Regions from separate parts of the Homo sapiens genome. Here region 2 is linked to region 1. Evidence: chromatin loops called from intact Hi-C (ENCODE). Cell type or tissue: testis. All regions are shown on one strand. Links, peaks and the distances in the headings refer to the core of each region. The heading gives the core; the rest is flanking DNA.

Evidence for each region. Peaks named below come from ENCODE experiments on the same cell type or tissue, not always from the same donor. Only the 100,000 strongest peaks of a DNase experiment are listed, where the experiment ranks them.
Region 2: a loop joins it to region 1, with 3 times the contacts of the local background. A loop is called at or near these places in 1 of 110 quality-filtered maps.

Annotation. Positions count from the first base shown.
Region 1 is chr17:36,973,722-36,976,635 of GRCh38, forward strand. All of the region lies in intron 4 of AATF (apoptosis antagonizing transcription factor), which reads left to right. Among named protein-coding and RNA genes, the nearest start is that of AATF, 26 kb to the left of the region's middle. In testis, for the core only: no CTCF peak of the experiment used is centred there; no DNase peak of the experiment used is centred there.
Region 2 is chr17:36,883,940-36,886,853 of GRCh38, forward strand. All of the region lies in intron 1 of LHX1-DT (LHX1 divergent transcript), which reads right to left. Among named protein-coding and RNA genes, the nearest start is that of LHX1-DT, 51 kb to the right of the region's middle. In testis, for the core only: no CTCF peak of the experiment used is centred there; a DNase peak (open chromatin) is centred at 1,312; H3K4me3 peaks cover 843 bases.

The DNA.
Region 1 (2,914 bases), core at 267-2,766:
TTTCTCATGATAAATTATAAAAATACAATATGTATTCCTTATATAAAATTTAGAAAATAGCCAAGCAGGCTGGGGACGGTGGCTTACGCCTATAATCCCAGACCTTTGGGAGGCCGAGGCAGGTGGATCACTAGAGGTTAAGAGTTCAAGACCAGCCTGGCCAACGTGGTGAAACCCTGTCTCTACTAAAAATACAGAAATTAGCTGGGCGTGGTGGCATACGCCTGTAATCCCTGCCTCGGGAGGCTGAGGCAGAAGAATCGCTTGAACCTGGGAGGTGGAGGTTGCAGTGAGCCAAAATCGTGCCACTGCACTCCAGCCTGGGCGACAGAGCGAGAGTCCATCTCAAAAAAAAAAAAAGGAAAAGACAGAAAATAGCCAAGCAAAATTAAGGAAATATTTCTTCCCTAATCCTAGCAGCTAAGAGTTAAGTATTTTTAATATTTTGGTACATGGTAAATATCTTTTCTAGGTTTTTCTTCTCAGTGGCTATGTACTTAGAACAAAAATGGGACTCTATTCTGTAATTTGTTTTGCAGTCCATTTCTTTCTACTTAACAGAAATTATGAATATTTTTCCTTGTCATTAAATATTGTTCTATAGCATTATTTTTAATGATAGCATAGAGTTTCCATTGTGTGGATAGTTTAACCAGTTCTTTATTGTTGGACATTTGGATTGTTTCCAGGTTTTCATTTTTATAAATGATGTAGTAAACATCATTATTAGTAAATCTTTACTCATATGCATACTTACTTTGTTGCATAAATCTCTAAATGTGGAATTAGTATATTTTCTAAGAATATGCAAAATTTTAAGGCTTTTTATCTATATGGCCAAGTTGCCTTCCAGAAAAGTTGTATTTGTACATGCTCACCTTTTTATATGAGTGTCAGTTTTCCTTATCCTTGTCAACATCGGATACAATAATTTTGTTTCATCTTTGTCACTTTGACAAGTGGTATCTGGGAAATGGTATCTGTTATTTTAATTTACATTTCCCAATGTTTAATGAAGATAAACATTTTTGCTCCCTTACATTTATTGGTCCTTGCTATTTCTTTTGTGAATCAAACAGGGAAAATTTTGAACTGGTTCTAGGGATAGATGATCTTCTTGTCAGTCAACCTTAATGCCACTCTAATTCTCCTTTTTTTTGCTTTAATCTGTTTCTTCTTGTTTGGTTTTCTGGAATTATATCTACCTCAGAAGACCTCTTTGTATTGTTGAAGTTTAATCTTAATTGCCTTAAAAAATAATAAAAGTAAAACTTGTTTGTTGTGAGATGTTATTTTCTTTCAGACAGTACTGAGTCTGTTTCTTCCTGCCCAACAATACTTAGTGAAATATGTAACGTAGATTGTGAAAGTATTATTTTTCCCACTCGTAAAAGTGTCCTCTAGAGATAACCATTTTAAATAATTTATCTGACTTCCAGATACTTTGTGTCAATATAAACTTTTTTCAAAACATAAATGAAATTATGCTTTACATCTTCCCATGTCAATGCCTGCAGGTCTTTTTTTTCGTTAAAATTAATGTTTGTTATATTTGCTTTTTTTTCTTTTTGAAGCGTTTTAAAGTAAATTACAATCATGCCATTTGCCTCTAAATATTTCTGTTTATAGCTCTAAAAAATGAGGATGTTTCTTAGTAACATTGTCATCTCACCTAACTAAATTAATATTCCTAATACTGTATGCGTACTTCATATTCACTTTACTTCGTTTATCCCAAAAAGTTTTTTATAGTTTGGTTTACTTAAGCCAAGTTCCATTTTATACTAATCCTTTTCAACAGCTGCACAAAAAGTTACCTGGCTAAACTAAAATTAAGTAGTCCCCTATAAATGGACACTTAAGATGTTTGCAGTTTCTACCTATTATAAACAATGCTGCAAATAACATTTTTGTACCTACCTCTTTGCTTTAAAAGTATTTCCTGAGGGTTAGTTTCTAGAAGAACAGTAGGTCAGGAGCTAGGCATATATAAAACTTTGATACGTTTTGCCAGATTGCTTTCTGGCTATGTCATGCTAACTAAACTCATCAGTTGTGTACGCAGAGTGCCCCTTTCGGCACGTTTTTGCCAGCATCAAGCATTATCAGAAAAATATCCCACTGTTTTAAGTTTTTCTTTAAAAAATTATTTTTATTAGTAAAGCTAAGCATCTTCTCTGATGTACATGGGCTTTTGAATTTTGGAGACTATTAATCCATTTGTTAACATTCTTCTTTCAAATTCAGCAAGTATTGCTTTATCTTGCCTTACTGGACCTGCTTTCCATCCATGTGATGTGGGCTTCCTTTAGTGTCTCCACTGTTTTTTCAAGTGTGGGAATCAAGTTTGGACATGACATTTTAACAGAATCTCACTTGTGTTTTTTATCATGTGATGGTATTGGGGAGGGAAGTTTTGTCATTTTTTTAGTAATTGAAAATTTCATTACACTCTGTTTCCCAGATAGTTTTGATACATAACCCTCAAGGGTACATTGATCTAGAAAATGAAAACTGTGCAATTGTTTTTTAAGCTTATAGTAGTGTTTCAATTTCTGTATCTGTAAAATGGTGATGCAATAATAGTATCTACCTCAAAGGATTGTTAGAGGACTTAAATGAATTAGTACATATAAAGTGCTTAGGCGAGTGTGTGGTACTTAGCAGGTCCTTACTGAGTATTAACTATTAATCTGAATAGTGATGGTACAATCTTTTAAGGATATAGCTCTTGGGCCACAGTATTTGTTTTCCTCTTCTTGAAAGGATTAGGTGAATAAAGACAGTACTATACATACAGCTAGTTCTTTGAAGACTTGAAATGCACATGTAAAAAGTACATACCAAGGAAGATATTAGGATGTTATTATTTCTTTTTCAGTTATTCATTCAATACCATTTGCCAACACCAAAC
Region 2 (2,914 bases), core at 162-2,661, 90 kb before region 1:
TTTTAGTAGAGACGGGGTTTCACCGTGTTGGCCAGGCTGGTCTGGAACTCCTGACCTCAAGTGATCCGCCTGCTTTGACCTCCCAAAGTGCTGCAATTACGGGCATGAGCCACCAAGCCAGGCCTGTTTTTGTTTGTTTGTCTTTGAGATGGAGTCTCGCTCTGTTGCCCAGGCTGGAGTGCAGTGGCACTATCTCAGCTCTCTGCAACCTCCGCCTCCAGGGTTCAAGCGATTCTCCGCTTCAGCCTCCTGAATAGCTGAGATTACAGGCGTGTGCCACCATGCCCGGCCAATTTTTTGTATTTTTAGTAGAGACAGGGTTTCACCATGTTGGCCAGGCTGGTCCTGAACTCCCGACCTGAAGTGATTCACCAGCCTCAGCCTCCCAAAGTGCTGGGATTACAGGCGTGAGCCACCGTGCCTGGCCACTTTTTGAAATTTGAATCATGTGAATGTGCTACGTATTCAAAAAAAATAAACTAAATTGTTCTTAAAAGAAAGTAAATTTAAAAATAAACATTACACAGTCACATTAAAATCCAAACTAAAACAGTCCCCAGCCTCTGACCATGTACTGGAGGGTCACCTGGAGTCTCGGCGGTAGCCCCCGTTGGGGCCTGGTTCCGCTGCAGAAGGGATATGTGTGGCGTCTAAGTCAGCGGCAGGGCCCTCGGCTGGCTGCCACCAGGGCCCGCTCCCCCTCCAGTATGATGGGTGAGGGGTTGTCAGACGGAGGAGCAGTGGGGGCTGCAGGAGAGACGTCCGAGATGGGACGGGACATTTGGGCAGTTGGGGCCGATTTGTCGCCATTTTCACGGGCAGACTTGTGAATTAAGTGGCATGAAATTGAGCACAGACCAGGCTCCCCCCCAGAGACGGGGCAGCCCCCGCCCAGGAGGGGAGAAGGCAAGGGGGCGGGAGCGGGAGGGGTGGCCCCGCTCCACGCTCAGCTGCTTCTGGGTGCAGATGGAGACAGAATGGAAGGGGGAGGGGCTCAGCTCTTCCTCCCGGGCCCCTCCTCACCCTCAGCTCTCCTCCGACAAGCAGAGGGCCTGCCGGACCCCAGCGATGGGCTAGCCTGGACTGGCTCACTTGTGCCCAAGCACCCCTAGGAGTCAAGGCTGGGGTGGCAGCCCGACCAGACACCCATTCAGGGGGCCCCTCAGCATCTCTCTGCTTATCTCTGCGTCTTTCTGCTGCCATTTTTGCTCAGTACTGAGAAATGACGACTAAAGGGAAGCAGGGCCTGACGCTGCTTCTCTGGATGGATAGAGAAGCTTTTGTGCCAGGAAGAGTTGGAGGCGGCAAAGCCTCCAGTGGGAGATACGAGGCTCGTGGGTTGCGGTTTGGGTTCTAACCGGGTGGCTTTGAGTGAGTTCCTTATCCTTTCCTCAGCCTCCATCTCCTTATCTGTAATAATAATGATAGCAACCCTGGGCCTGGTGTTGTTCTAAGTGTCTTGTGTACTCTGCAGCAATTCATTCCATCGTGATAATACCTTATCCGGCAGCACTGTTATCAGTTACTCCCCCGTTTTACAGATGAGAAAACAGATCATCCGGCCAGTGAGTGGTGAAAATGGGATTTTTGTTTAACACGCTGTCACCTCGGGGAGTCGAGGGGAAGATTAAATGAGATAATGAACATGTATAGTTTACCCACGATGCGTGTGTAACAAATGAGAGCTGCTGTCATCACTGCTCTGTCTGCCTCTCGGCAGGGGACAGGTAGCTCAAATGCAAAGTGTTTTCAGATCACCCAGTTTACATTTCATGGACTTGACAGACGGAAGACGAAGGCCCAGGGAAGAAAAGTGACTTGCACAAGGTCACTTGAGCTGGGCTAGGACTGAACAGACAGCTCAGTGACCTGAGTCCTTGCTCTCCAGGCCCCTAAGGACATCTCGGGGCTCTGCAGATGGGCGAGGGCCTACTTTACTTGTCCACGAGGAGAGGCACAGCCTGGAATTTCAATTATCCTGGGCACCGCAGGCTCCGAGTTCCTCCCCGGACGGGCGTGGGACCTAGCCCTAGCCTGGGTGGGGACGACGAGAGAAGACAGCCTTGGTCTGCCAACCTGGGCACCTCCCGCTGGACAGAGCTTTGTCCCACAATTAAGAAGGATGTGTTTGCCTCAGCGCCAGGCCCAAAGAGCCCACAAAAGCCACAAGGAGCCCTGCAGGTGGCCAGGGGGAGGTCAGGCCCCATGGTGCTTAATAGGACCTAATCTCCGCCAGTGTTGTCGGAAATGAAAATGAAAAACAGCCGCGATTTTGTGGTTTAAAAATTAGCATGTGTGCCTACGTCGTAAGCCCCTGGCCTGCATTACCATACAGATTCATCCCAGGCCCAGCACGCGGCCAAAATATGTAATTACACACAGGCTCGGGGTAGAAAAGTTGCTCTCCTCATTGCTATCTATATAATATGGATTTTAAAAAATGAGAGCTAGGTCTGAAATGTTGTGAGGGACTTACTTCATGAGGTATGCTGCCCATGGCATTTGAGGAGAGGGAGGGTCTCACCCCCTCAGCAGTATGTGATGTGGGGGGCACATGGATATGCCAAGTTCAGAGCTATCTCCCCGGACTGGGGGAAGAGAACAAGGAAGGGAAAGCCTTGCTATGAAGGATGGTGCTCTCTATGTCTGGGTCCCATTCAGTGCTCTCATTTGCACAGAAAGCCTGAAAAGTAGGTATCTTTGTCTTCACTTGAAAGATGAAGACACTTTGGGAGGCTGACGTGGTTGGATCACTTGAGGCCAGGAGTTCAAGACTAGCCTGGCCAACATGGTGAAACCCCGTCTCTACTAAAAATACAAAAATTATCTGGGCGTGGTGGTGCACACCTGTAATCCCAGCTACTCAGGAGGCTGAGGCACAAGAATTGCTTGAACCTGGGAGACAGAGTTTGCA